Linked DNA regions of Homo sapiens: region 2 is linked to region 1. The links are chromatin contacts, found by Hi-C in ENCODE. All regions are on one chromosome and are shown on one strand. The core of a region is the stretch at or near the end of the contact, and the rest is flanking DNA. Distances in the headings are between cores, read along the strand shown. Region 1 overlaps TAF4B (TATA-box binding protein associated factor 4b). Region 2 has its middle 55 kb from the start of PCAT18.

The links. Hi-C counts contacts between places; a loop is a spot of excess contacts on that map. Pooled maps may share reads with other maps.
Region 2: a map with no recorded cell type shows a loop between it and region 1 (2.2-fold over the local background). The contact joins two enhancer-like sites. A Hi-C loop is called at or near these places in 4 of 37 single-sample maps with no recorded cell type and 3 of 50 pooled maps.

Annotation. Positions count from the first base shown.
Region 1 is chr18:26,382,048-26,389,117 of GRCh38, forward strand. The region is part of intron 14 of TAF4B (TATA-box binding protein associated factor 4b); the gene reads left to right. Among named protein-coding and RNA genes, the nearest start is that of LINC01543, 37 kb to the right of the region's middle. Within about 2 kb of position 4,163, at least 2 of the 41 ENCODE cell types and tissues checked have a DNase peak (open chromatin) inside an H3K27ac peak, as active enhancers do.
Region 2 is chr18:26,754,657-26,761,726 of GRCh38, forward strand. No RefSeq gene overlaps it. Among named protein-coding and RNA genes, the nearest start is that of PCAT18, 55 kb to the left of the region's middle. Within about 2 kb of position 2,840, at least 4 of the 41 ENCODE cell types and tissues checked have a DNase peak (open chromatin) inside an H3K27ac peak, as active enhancers do.

The sequences.
Region 1 (7,070 bases), core at 2,913-5,412:
TGTTAATACATTTAAAGATATTGATAAATTCACCTTTAGTTTTGAGGCACAGCAACCCTTATTATATTATAGCTCTTACTTATATTCACAGTTCTCCAAGGAAAAATCAAAGCTAATTCTTAAAGAAAAATGTTTAGCAGTCCTTTGAATAAATTTTAAGAAAATAATAGGTAAAACCGATCTCTGGACATAGTTTATGTGAGTTTTCAGAGGTCTTTGCAAGTGTCTTAGTAAAAGTTTAAAGAAAATAACCATAGTGTAAGTAGGAAAGTCTTGACATGAGGTTGTCAGCTTGGCCATAGGAAATAATCAATTTACTGCCTTTCAGAATTCACTGTTTATTTGGCTTTTTGCTGTTCTTGTGTGTCGAATTCCTTGGTGGGCTGAAGCACTTTCTTAATGTTTGGAGAAAATGGCAGAAAATAGTCTTTTGAACAAATTCCATCTAGTAGCAGTTTGGTGGGGATGAGTAGGTGAGGTAAGATGTTAGAGGGCTGGGTAATAGTTGTGAATAAACCATCAAAGGACTTTACATACCCCACCTTTCACCCCAGATTGGTTTGGCTTAAAGCTGACAATGACAGCAGGATCTTGAATTAGAAGGTCCAAAGCTCATAGGGTGGTTTATTTTCACTGTTTATTCATATAAGTGATGTTATTGGGTGACTCCAAACACATGGTTCTCCTACAGATGATATCACCTAAATGCCAAACACTGTAAAGTATTCACAGGTACAAAATCTTTTTATTCTAGTAAGTGATAAGTTAAAGAGAAAATTACATTGCACTGAAGACGTATGATGGTAGAGGGAAATAAAAAGTACTACTAAAGTGCATAGGAGTTGCACCTAGGCTAGACCTGGGGTAAGTTTGTGTTTGTAGGCACTGGGGACACTTGATATCCTAGCTGAATCCAAAAGAACTTAGATGATGTGGCAATAAGGATAGGATCAGTGGAGTTCAGTGAAGAGAGAATGCTATGTGCAATTAATTGTCTGTATCAAAAAGGAAAAATATTTTGTTCATAATCAATAGTTTGAGACAAGAAGAAAGGAATGAGAGATGAGACTAGGGAGAGAAACTTTGGTGTGGTCATGGATGGCCATATATGTCATGCTTAGATGTTTAGACTTGGTTCTTATAGGAAAATCTTAGCCACTGGAGCATTTCAAGCAAGAAAACAATTTTGTCAGATTATTTTTGAAAGATCCTTCTCACTGCAGTGTAAGCAATATTAACACTGGAAATAGGGAGGTTTTTTAGAAGGCTGTTGAAGTAATCTAGGCAGAAGATAATGGAAGTGAAAATGTAAAAGTAGATGGCTTAGAAACTATTAAGGGGGTAGAATAGATAAGTGGCAGATGGACTATAGAGAAAGATTTGAGGATGACATCCAATTTTCTGGCTTAGGCATTCCTTGAAATGAAGAGGAGGAAGGGAAGGAATGATAGTTTGAAACATGTAGAATTTGGGATACTTATAATACATTCAATTGGAAATCATTAAGAAATTGAACAGTGGCATCTGGAAAATGAGAGAGCGTTCTGTTGGAGATAAAGATGGGGGTGATCATTAGCTATGACAGGCAGTATATTATCTCTATAGCTCTCATAATTACAGAGCTAGAATTGTAACTTGAAGCCAGTGATTCCGTGTCACATCAGTGTTTTCTTCTGTAAAGTACTATTGAAACATAGACATTTAGGAGTGATGAAATGGGGCAGAAGTTAACATGCAGTGTTGTCTGTATTCTGAAATAACTAGAAAGGAATAAAATGAAGGTGATAAAGATGAGAGATCTGTTGCTTCAGAAGTTCTGCTTGTTGACCAGCAGAGGGCAGTGAATTTTGAAGCTCAGTATTTTTCTGTCCTGTGTTCCCCTTTAAGGCCTAGAAGCTTGGGTATTGTGAATATAGATTTTCAGTGTTCTTGTTACACTGGGTCAGGTATCCAGGGCACATTTATTTATTTTTGCTTCTGAGACTTAGAAGATGTTCAGTTTTTTTTCTTTTTTCTGGAGCCAAGTCTTCATTCTACTCCCTATTTCTCACATTTGGACCTTGTTTCCTCCTTAAAGCTGAAAAGACTTGAGCTATCCCTTAAGAGCTGCCATGGTGGCATGAGGTTGGGACTTAGTGTAAATCAGGTAGAATCTGAGAATGTCATGAATCTTTGCCTCTTGATTCCTCTATTAAGAAATTCTCAGTTTTTGTGTTTGGTTAACTGTTCAGATTCAGGGACACAAATTTTGCTTTTATTAGTCGTAGGATTCAGGGAATTGAATGAAAGAGATTGACTTTTAGTTTCTAGAGACAATATTGAAAAGCTTAGTTGATTCTGTACAGCAGCAGGCTCCTCCACTATTTAATTTGAGGGGTGTAAGAAAAACTTACTGTCCACCCGTCACATGTCTGAAATGGCCATCAGTCTACTTTGGAGCTTTAGGCATTCAAGGCTCCCTTAAAATTCAGAAATTTCACTGAGAGGGACAAGGTAAGTATGGCAGCACAAATGATTTCTCTTGAGTTCAGTAACCAGTGATTTAGTGAAGACTTGAGATAATAGGACCTAGGTAGGAAAAGTTTAACTAGTTTTAACTACGGGATGGGAAAAAAGGTCTGGAGCTAGAATTACACTGTTTCCTGTTTGTAAACCTTCAGTGCCTTCCTACTGACTAGGGAATTCATTATGAGAATAGGGCCAACATTTAGAGAGCGTATGCCATTGTCATTTAATCTTCAAACCAGCCATTTGAGATAATTAGTGTTACTATCCCTATTTTGCAGATTCGGAAACTGAGGCACAGAGAAATTAAGTAATTTGAGATTGCCTATGGAGGAGACAACGAGTGTTTGCCACCATTCAGTTCTGTATATCTTATGCCGCCTAGCACAGTTCTTGCCCATAGTAGGTACCCAGTAACCCAGAGAATTTTGAATGGAATCAGAACGTAGACTAGCATGAAGCTACATTACCGTGGATGGTGGCTCTTGGGAGGAGAGGCCCGTATGGAGTCACTGCAAACCCCAACAGGATTCCCGAAGCCACTGGGTTCATAAAGATGTCCTTTCTGCTTCTGACTTAGAGCAGTCATCCAATTTAAGGAAATGTGGAAAAAGAAGTAGAAAAATCTTTAAAGGTTTTATTTCACAACACTGCTGTATTAAGTTGAGGGATAAAAATTGGATTACTAGTTATTTTTGGTTATTTAGTATCATTATTAAAATGGTGTTATTTATCTAAAATTGATAACTGATGATTTTCCATTTTTTCTTGTTAGAGCAATAGAGTTCCTCAGAAGTTTCATTATAAAAACAAGAAACTTAGTTCAGTGGTATAACAAAACAAATTAGGTGAGATAAGTTGTTAGTGGGCTGGGTAACATTAATGAGTAACAATTATGAAGGCTAACATAATTGATCTGGCAATTTTAGAAGATGTTAACATTTAGGTTTGAGTAGGCTTCCTAGGACATCTTTTGTGCACCTGGGAAATGAATTGGTCGTTTCATCTTTCATTTTCATCCAGGTGAAGAATCCAGATTAAGGAATATCCTCATGTAGAAAGTTACATGGGAAAACCTTCTATTTCCGAAGTGAACAGTACACTAACAGTGAGAAGAATAAACAGCGTTTTTTTTTTTTTTTCTTCTTCTTCTTCTTCTTCTTGCAAACTCTGGGCCCTTAACCACATTAGTATTCTTTGTGATTTCTAATGTGACCAGAAATCAGTCCTAGTCAACTCTGGGGAAAGGACTTGGTGAGGCAGAGGAAAATTAAAACTGATGGTGAAAAAGCAGGTTTGGTTTTTATGGCTGTAAGTTACCTGTGCACTCTCTACCCCCTTGACTGTGGATAACTGAGAGTAGCTGGTTATTCTGGCCAGGTCATTGTGATTGACAAGTTACAGTTGTGGACTTTGCCAAATCAAAGCTCAGGAATAAAAATGCTATATATTTTGTATTCAGATTCAAGAAAGATTGACTTTCTAAGTTAGCTGCTATTTGGGGGAAGAGAATGCTATCACCTTCATAAAGTTGTGAATTATGAAAGACATTTCTGTTGGGTTACTGAATGTCCCTTGGGGTTTTTTTCATTTATAACATTGCCTCAGGCTCTCTGCTGCATCCTGTTGGAATGACCTTCTTTTCAACTCTGTGCTGGCAGCTGTAATATGGCTCTTTCCCCTGAATCCTTCAGGCTTGTCACATGACAAACATGAACTGTGACCCCTTTGTTCCTTACTCAGATGATTAGGTCTCTTTATTTTTTTTTTCTGTTTGACAATTTTGCCTTATTGTCTTTCCTTTCCCCCCTCTCTTTGCTTCCATGTTAATTTCCTCCTGAGGCAAGGTTTTTGGGGTAGCAATTTAATTTTTTTTATTGAAATATAGCATCAATATAGAAAGTACACAAGTCATAAGCTCACCACAGTTTTCACAGCATGAACACATTCATGTAGGCAGTAGTTAGATCAAGAAGGAAACATCACCAGAACTCCAGAAAACTTCAGTCTCTTTCTAATCACTTCTCATCTCCCCCATGGGAACTCACTCTCCTGACTTTTTTTTAGCTTTGCCTGTTCTGGGACTTGGTAGAAATTGAATCATACAGTATGAATTCCTTTGTGTCTGGTTCCTTTCATTGAACATTTTTGTGATACTCTTTCATGTTACCCAGTCGTTATTGCTGTGTATTATTCCATGGTATGACTATTCCACAATTTATTGTACTCTTAATGTACTCACTCGGATTGTTTCTAGCTTAGGGCTCTTGTGAATAGTAGTCATCCTTATACATATCTTTTGATGAACCCATGGCATATTTCTGGGTGTTTACATAGATGTGGAATTGCCAAGACATTGTGTCTGTCTAGCCAGTTATTTTAAAATCTCATATAAAACACCAAAGTACTGATTTTAGGAAAACTCTTAGAAGATTTATAAACATATAGATACAGTTTTAGCATAATGTATCTAATTTATGGCTAAAGAAATTGCCTCTAGTTAAATGTATTGTAGTTGTTTTTTGTTTTTTAAGACAGAGTCTCACTCTGTCACCCAGGCTGGAGTGCAGTGGCATGATCTTGGCTCACTTCAACCTCTGCCTCCCAAGTTCAAGCAGTTCTTCCACCTCAGTCTCCCGAGTAAGTGAGCTTACAGACGCACACCACCATGCCTGGCTCATTTTTATTTATTTTTTGTTAGAGGTGGGGTTTCACCATGTTAGCCAGGCTGGTCTCGAACTCCTGACCTCAAGCGATTTGCTTGCCTTGGCCTAAATATGTTGTAGTTTTAAATGGGTTACTCCTGTAAACAACAAAATTTCCACTCACTGCCAATTACATGTTTTAGTAACTTTCTTCCTAATATGTACTTTTTATTCAATTTTCCAAACAAAACTGAGCTTTTGGTCCCATTCCGCAAAAATCTTATGAAGATATTTTGATGGTAATAATTTACAATAGTTAAAGTTACATCTGAGTTACACCATCTCTGAGTGTTGATGCTAGCAGAGTGGCATGCTAGTGCTTCACTGCCAGGCTTAGCTGAAGTACCAGAGGCTTACACTTGTACAAATTGCATTCATTACCAAGAACCCTGCAGAAGTGGCGAGAGACTGGCTCTATACTGTAGATGGGCTCTGGGATAAGTAGCCGAACAATTGGGCAGCTGAGACCAATTTTTTTCCCTCTTTTAGAACGTGGACTTTCCAAAATTGTTTCCATGGATACTTATGAACAAGTTTAACTTAATGAGTATAAAAATATGACTGCGACATCATGTCCCTCAAAAACTGGGTAGTATCTCTTAAAGAAGTTTTATTTGTCCGTCAGATAAAGTACCCCTAAGTCATGCTGTGAACATGCATGGAATTAAGTTTGACTGATTTTGACCATGGTGTTTTGGAGACCTTAAGAGATTTCCTTCCCCTCCATCAGAACAAGAAACCCAAAAAGGTGGAAGGAGTAATTAAAATTTAATTGTTATAAAAGGACAGTAACAGAACCAGATTTTCTTCCTATGTTATCTTTCCTTATGTATGTCTTTCGGGTGGATAAAAGAGAGTTGCCAGTCCTATCGAGACGTTTTGTGAAACAAAGGATTTTGTTTTGAAACAAAGGTAAAAAGAATTAAAGGATTTCATTTTTACAAAATTATCTTTTGAGAGTTCTGTGTTTTTCTTTTCTTCCAATTAAAAGTAATAGTATATAGACATATTGGTAATTCATATTGGTAAACATATTCAGAAAACTGTCTTAATTACAGGAGTGTTGTGTTTTCATCATTTTAAAATGACATTTAGAATTCATGTTGTTCTGTTTTAAACCAGTACATTCAGTTTAGAAAATATTGCGGATAACCTGTGTTGTTCTGTGAACTCTGCTAAGCTCTAGAGGAGACAGAAACCATAGTCCTTGTCCTCAGAAAGCTTATGGTCTAGTGGGTATGTAGTGGTGGCGGGAGCATATACAAATTACTATAGTACAACGTAAGGTAATTGCCACAGTGAGATTTCCTTGGATGAAGGACAGGTAGACCCATTTGAAATGGGTCTTAAAAGATGAGTAGATTGGCCTAGAATGGCCTCTTTGCTAATCTCTGCCTATTGGCAGAGGAGCCATGTGGCTGCAGTTAAGATGTCTTGTAAAGGAGCAATGGGAAGTGAGGTTAGAGCGAAGGAAGCCAGAGTGATGGGTTTATACGTGATATGGTGGATAATATAGCACAGTGGTTAAGAGTGCTTACTTTATTTTTATTTTTATTTTTATTATTTTCATTTTTTTGAGACAGAGTCTTGCTCTGTTGCCCAGGCAGGAATGCAGTGGCGCGATCTCAGCTCACTGCAACCTCCGCCTCCTGGGTTCAATTCTCCTGCCTTAGCCTCCCTGGTAGCTGGGATTACAGGCATGCGCCACCACACCCAGCTAATTTTTTTATTTTTAGTAGAGACGGGGTTTCACCATGTTGGCCAGGCTGGTCTCAAACTCCTGACCTCAGGTGATCCACCCACCTCGGCCTCCCAAAGTGCTGGGATTACAGACGTGAGCTACTGTGCCCAACCAGAGCT
Region 2 (7,070 bases), core at 1,590-4,089, 370 kb after region 1:
CATTGGCCACAGAAGGTACCCTCACAGATCAACAAATACTTACCTTCTTTTCCTGTAGAAAGGATGCAGCATGATTTCTTGTGGTCCTGTTTAGTTCTGAAACCATCTAACAACATTTCAGGGATGAATTTAGGGTGTTTTCTGTGGGGGGTGGAAAGCAGGACTAGAATTTTTTCATCTCAAATGCAGGTAACTTTTAGCTACATGTGTGGCAGATTGAATTGTTCAAATAAACCCCATGCAGTTCTTCAAGTTTCTGAGTCTGTGCTTCCCTTTCTTCTTTGCAGTGGTCCCTTGTGGGGATACTAGCATGTTTAACTGTTGTTATAAGCTGAATTCTGTCCTCTGAAATTCATAAATTGAAGTCCTAACCCCCAGTAACTCAGAGTGTGACCGTATTTGGAAATAGTCTTTAAAGAGGTAATTAAATTAAAATGAGGTCATTATGGTGGGACCTAATCCAATATAATATAACCTCCTCATAAGAAGAGGAGGTTAGGACATAGATATACACAGAGCAGAGGCCACGTGAGGCCACAGTGAGAAGGCGGCCATCTGTAAGCCCAGGAGAGAGGCCTCAGAAGAAACCAGCCCTGCTGCCACCTTGATCTCAGACTTCTATCCTCCAAAAATGTCAGAAAATAAATTTCTGTTGTTCAAGCCACCCAGTCTGTGGAATTTGTTATGGTAGTCCTAGCAAACCAATACAAGTGTGGATTTTTCATATACATTTGTTACTTTCACAACCAGATTCTTCATTGTTTTCATTCGTTTTGTAGCCAAACTTGATCCCACCTGAGTTCCCTGTCAATGCTCTCATAAAATTGCTATTTGGGGCAGAACATAAAAAGTTGAAAGAAGTCTTAAAGTCAAATAAATCTTGGCTTCCAACCCTTCCTTACTACTGCAAATGGCTACAGGGTTTAGGATAAATTTAAGAAGGACCTGACACTAGTCTGCATTCAATTAGCAAAACGACATGAGACAGAGGGAATGTCCTGCTCTGTTTTGCTGGATGACTCTGGTATAGTTAAGGATGCCCATGAAAACCAATCTGATGGTTCAGATCTGGGCAAGCACCACTTAGCTGTTCTCTCTAACTGTAGATTGCACCCCAGTCTTTGTAGCTGTTTATAGAAAAAATTAGTACGGCAAGTCAATGTATTTCATTGCCACTGCTGGAAATCTGAAAGAAAATGACTCACTGGGGCAGTATCTTTGACCTTCTACCAAGTGTAATACTTCTGATTATTGTTAGTTAATTTAATGGGAACCATAAACAGGTTCTCTTTCTTCTTCCTCAATGGACTCTATCGTGTACTTTAGAAACATGCCAAAAATGTATAATCACATGTTTTAAGAATATATATTTTGCTTTCTTTCAATACTTAAGTATAGAAAAATAAGAAAATAGCTTCCTTTTTTTCATCAAACATTAAGCAATATTTCACATTTTAGATTATTAAGTTTACATAAATAGTGTTATGTGTTCACTACTGAAATTCTTATGCATAGACAAAAGTCTACTTTTTGCCTTTTCCCCCCAACTTCCTGGCTCCTCTTAAACTTCAATGAAAAAGTATCTCTTCCTATCCTTGATCAAACAGCTTAATCTTCCCCTGCCTACGATTTTCAATTATACTGGCTTTGAAAGGTCTGAGGACATTGCATTAAAGACACTGCAAACAGTCTAGCATTATTGTAAGCTGGGCAGCCTCAAATCCCACATGAAGTCTAGATCTCAATTTATCATAACCCCTGGGCATGTCTACATTTTCTATAAACAAATTGGAATTATTTCCCCTTTTGATCTGGATATGCTAAAAAATAAATATCTGATTTTGGGATAAAAGCTTTTTTGTTTTTTTTTTTTTTTAAGTTAGGGGAGCCTGTTCCTGGTAAAAAGGAGGGGTGGGGAGCCCACCAGCCCTTGTGCAAGTTTCCCATCTCTCTCTCCTTAGCTGACAGAAGCACTATAGAGATTTAACCCCAGGCCTCTTTTCAGTTTAATTCCCATGGACATCTCCCATTATGGCAAAGGCAGCTGATAGGAAATCAGAGATGAAGCAATATTAAGTGTTACCCAGGGGACCTCTCATTTGGAGTTGAGAATGAATCACCTTTAGCCTCTCTCCTCCATCTCCGACACCTGCCAAGTATTGCCTGGGCTGTCAGTAGCTGTGTCTGGCGCCTGTGCAGGGTGGGAGCTTTGTAAGCATTTCTGCTCCTTCTCCTTAGTTCCAAAGCTTGTTTATGTTTCATTACCTTTTTCTTCCAAGGTGAACATGAGCTGTTAGGCAGTGCTCATGAAGCAATTGTTTGGCTTATATACCAAAATTTTCTCACATTCTTGCAGGACTGATTTTCTTCATGCCAAGCACAAAAAATGCTGTTCAATACACTTTCTCCTTTTCTCCTTGTGTAGTAAAGGAAGGATTCTTGGATATTTATCCAAAGTTTTGTCACACTGAAAAGAGAAGACTGCATTGAGGTGATGCTCCAAAAGGAGCAGCTTTGATGCAAAAGAAGCAAAACCCTTTTGTTTCTTGGGCTTATACGAAGGTACTTCCTTTAGATCAGAGTCGGGATGCATACACACTACAAAAACTGGAATGAAAAAGGCAAACCATTTTTACTCAACAGAATTCTCTGTACAGGTCAAGGAAATGCCAAACTTAACAGATGTCTTAGACTGTGCCCTGCAGGTCAATAAATTAGAGTTTTGTTGAACCAGGAAGAGGAAGGAATTCCAGGACTTCAGGTCCCCAAATGGAAATGCCCCTTAGGACAAGTCTAAACTAGGCAAATAGCACTGGAGCTCCTCCAAGTCAGTTGGCTCAGTCTCGTGTAACTCATTTCTGGCCCCCCTGAAGCTGTTTGTTCAACTGTGCCTTCTACAACGCTACAGTGTCAAAGAGAGTTAATCATTAGCAAGTGTGAATAATGTCAGTGTAACGCAGCATGATTGCAGTTCAGTCTGTTTTGACAAAATTCTAAGCATTTGTCAGAGTTTACCAAAAAACAAAAAACAACATGACCACAGAATGTTAAAATAGCATGAAGTTTGGGGAGCAGTTAATTCACTTTCTAGCATTTTACATCACCATTCTCATCGTTTTCCCAGAGGAGAGTGTTGGGTGAGGCCCTCCAGGTGATGCAGTATTACTGACTGGCCTGGTATGGTCTGATTCAGTTCAAGTCAGCTTAATGCAGCTCACCTCCAGAGATCCAGGCTTTGGAGAATGATCTAAAGGTTTAGGTGTAGGGTCCTTAACCTCCCCATTTTCCTTCTCCTTTGTCAGAGCCACCTACTGCCATAGAATTAATATGGACCCATCTGTGATGCAGAGCCTGTTAGGCCTCCTGCTTGTCCCCTGGGCTGGGGATCATAATGAGTCCAAGCCCTCCCTTTTGACTGGAACTGCAGGGGCCCTGGTCCTGGAACTCTGAGGTTGAGAATGGGATGTAAAGCTATATTCCAGCAAGCACTGAAGGATGAGTTTTTCTTGGGCTCATCTGAGTTCTGGATGAAATGAGAGTGATCATCCTAAAATAGAATCAAGAATTCCAGCAGGCACCCAAAATGGCTGTCCAGTTTTAGAGTCATGGCTTGAGGAGGCACTCAGCTAAGTCCTGCCAACAGTAGCTGAGTCCCAGGCCCTGGAATGCCTCTGAAAACCCTTCACATGTTATAACTATGATAATTAGGATGCTCTTCCAAGAAGGTGCACAGACAGACTTCATTTTTCCTGGGATCAGAGCCTCTCAGATATGCCCTTCTTCAGTTCACACACCGCTATTCATTTGCCTTGCTGCTTAACCCAGAAAGTCAGGACACGCTGGATAAGTCACCAAATCACACACCCTAAGATCTCCAATTATCCTTCTCTACTCTCTTCCTGTTGCCATAGGCTTAGTTTGGTCCTAGTAATTTCTCTCTTAGATTCCTTTTAGTTAGGCTTTATGACCCTCAAATTCAGTCAAGATGTTGCCAGAGTCCCCTCTTTAAAATGCAGAATTGCTCCAAGCACTCCCTTGCATGTTCAGCATGCCCCTTTCTGGTGGAAAAAGCCCAGCCCTTGGATACAGCCATCACTTCCTAATTGGGGGTTTACTTTCAGCCCCATTTCTGTTCTCTTGGGTGTTACAGCACAGAGAAGGGCTTCATGTGTCATGGACTTTCACACCTCTTGGCTCCTTCAAGCTGTTCCCTGTACCTGGGATACCCTCTGCTCATGGCCACCTTGAACATTCCATTTAGGAATTGTCATTAGGAAGCTGCTCGTTTACTCCCATTCTCCCTATCCTCTCCCCTACCCACCACCTTGAACTAAATGGCCCTCTTTTGTACTCCCTTAAGTCCTGGTCTATTGCATATTAAAGGATTTGATTCAAAATGTCTTGCTTGGCTAGATGGCAAAAGGAAATGATCCTAAATTGGTAGTTCTCAACCTTGCCGCACTTGGCAATTGCCTGGACATCTGGTCATCTGGTGAAAGGAAACTGACTCAGTGGAAGAGGAACAAGTCTGGGAGCCTTCTCGGGAGAACACCATGGGTCCTGCTCCCTAAGGTTCTGACCTACATGGTGTGGGGTATGGCAGGACATCAGGATTTAAAACCGTTCATGAGGTGATTCCAATGTGCATTAAGTTTGCGATCCTCAATTTTAACTGAACCCACCTTACTAAGGATAAGCAGGTTCATTTGGTGTTATAGACACACTGGTGTTGTCTTTCTGACATGCTTTGTAAGTTCTTCTGCTTTCTATTTCTCAATCAAAAGCTTTCTAATTTTTCAAATACAGGCACCAAATACAGTAGAGAATTGGGCCAAACATGGAAGAAGCTCTTGATTCTGGCCTCACTGTAGAATCATTACCTAAGAAACAAAAAATATGGATGCCTGGACTTGACTCTAGAGCTTAAAGAGCACATCAACTTCTCTGCATTACTCTGGATGGCAGCCTTCACAAGCCATCATTGCTCTTTGAGGAGAGGGGTCTTTTGTCTCAAAGATTGTCAGGAGAGAAGGATGGAGGGACATTGGGCGAGGAGAAAGAAAAGAAATTGGGAGGGAGGAAAGTACATACGACACTTGATGGGAATATTACCAATAACAGGTTTAGGTTCCATTCAGTACCACTAAAACAAGTCATGGGAAATTGCTTTCACTTCAGGCTTCTTAGCTACTGATCCTTGCATTTGGTAATAATTGTTGTGGTGAAAAGGAAAATCAAAATTTGCTTTGCACAGAGTAAAGATTTTCGTCCTTGGAGAATCTGGTAGAGGAAGGGAAATCAGTGGAAGGCTTTCTCATCTCACACTTGGATAAGATGCTCAGCTGGCAACCTGACACTAGTAGTTCAGTGGCAAAGTCAAAGCCGCGATGCTTTATTCCCTGTTAGTATGTCCCATAGAACTCTTAATAGCTTGCCTTGGAGTTGGAGAGAAGGGGGAGAAACAAATGTTTCTTTTACACTTTCCTCTTAGAAAAACAGAGGCAGTGTAGCTGGTTTCAACTTTCTACTGTGGATATGGCTTGTCCTGTCCATTCAAATTCCCCCCACCCCTGCCTAATTCATGGCAAACATACTAGGACACTTGAAAGTAGCAAATGAAATGGAGTGTCTAGTTTTTAAACCATGAATTTCAAAGAAGTAGCATATGGGGGCAGAGCGTTATGTTATTTTATTTCGTTTATTTATTTATTTTTTTGAGACAGAGTCTCATTCTGTCGCCCAGGCTGGAGCGCAGTGGTGCGATCTCGGCTCACTGCGACCTCTGCCTCCCGGGTTCTAGCAAGTCTCCTGTTTCAGCCTCCCTAGTAGCTGGAATTACAGGTGCTCACCGCCATGCCTGGCTAATTTTTTTTGTATTTTAGTAGAGACGGTGTTTCTCCGTGTTGCCCAGGAGCTTGAACTCCTGAGCTCAGGCAATCCACCTGCCTCGGCCTCCCAAAGTGCTAGGATTACATGCGTGAGCCACCACGCCCGGCCTGCTAGTCATTTAAATAAGAGACATAGCCAGACAAAGTGCAAATATAAGAACTCCTCTGAGTTTTGTATTTTCTTTTTTTTGTTTGTTTGAGAGGGAGTCTCACTCTGTCACCAGGCTGGAGTGCAGTGGCGCGATCTCAGCTCACTGCAACCTCTGACTCCCTGGTTCAAGCAATTCTTCTGCCTCAGCCTCCCGAGTAGCTGGGATTACAGGCATGCACCACCACACCCAGCCAATTTTTGTATTTTTAGTAAAGACAGGGTTTCACCATGTTGGCCACGATGGTCTCAATCTCTTGACCTCATGAGCCACCGCCTCGGCCTCCCAAAGTGCTGGGATTACAGGTGTGAGCCACTGTGGACTGGGTGAATTTTGTATTTTCACAAGGCTCATTTGTTGAGGATAACATTGTAGGAAGGTGAGCACATGTGACCTTTTCAATCATGAAATTTTATGAGACACATGCCTTTTTAGGTGGAGCTTACTGCTCTAGGTTTAAGAAGGTAGAGGGTTTCTATCCCTTGAGGATGGGAAGGTGTCTTGGACTCTGCTGTTTTCAAGCCAAAAGCTTACTTTTCTAACAATGCAATGAAGTATCTCCTTTATCTTACATCACATTGATGCTTTGCACACTCAAGTCCACAGGGGCACCTTCTCCGAGCCCTGTAGAGAGCTGGTGCCTCTCTAGTGCCTGGCCTGTGAGCAGCGCTCAGTAAAGCCTTGTTCCTTCCCACACCCTTTCCTCTCTATTTTCTTTTTCATGTGAGGGTACCTCTAGGATAACTGTGATTCTTATCTTCCCAATACCAGGGGGCAGTAAAGATTACGAGGTTTTCCTCTGTTTCTCCTGTTTTTAAACACCTTATGTAATAAAGAAAAAATGTTGAGCAAACTTGAATGGGTGCGTTTGAGTATTTATGTTTCCTATTCTATTTAAGTATTGCACTACATAGTTTCCAAGATGGCCTATAACAGTCCCCATCTCCTGGTATTCATTGCCTGTGTAATCTCCACCCATTGAGTAACTTGCTTTTAATGAGTAGCACATGTCAATCTTGAGGGGATGCTAATT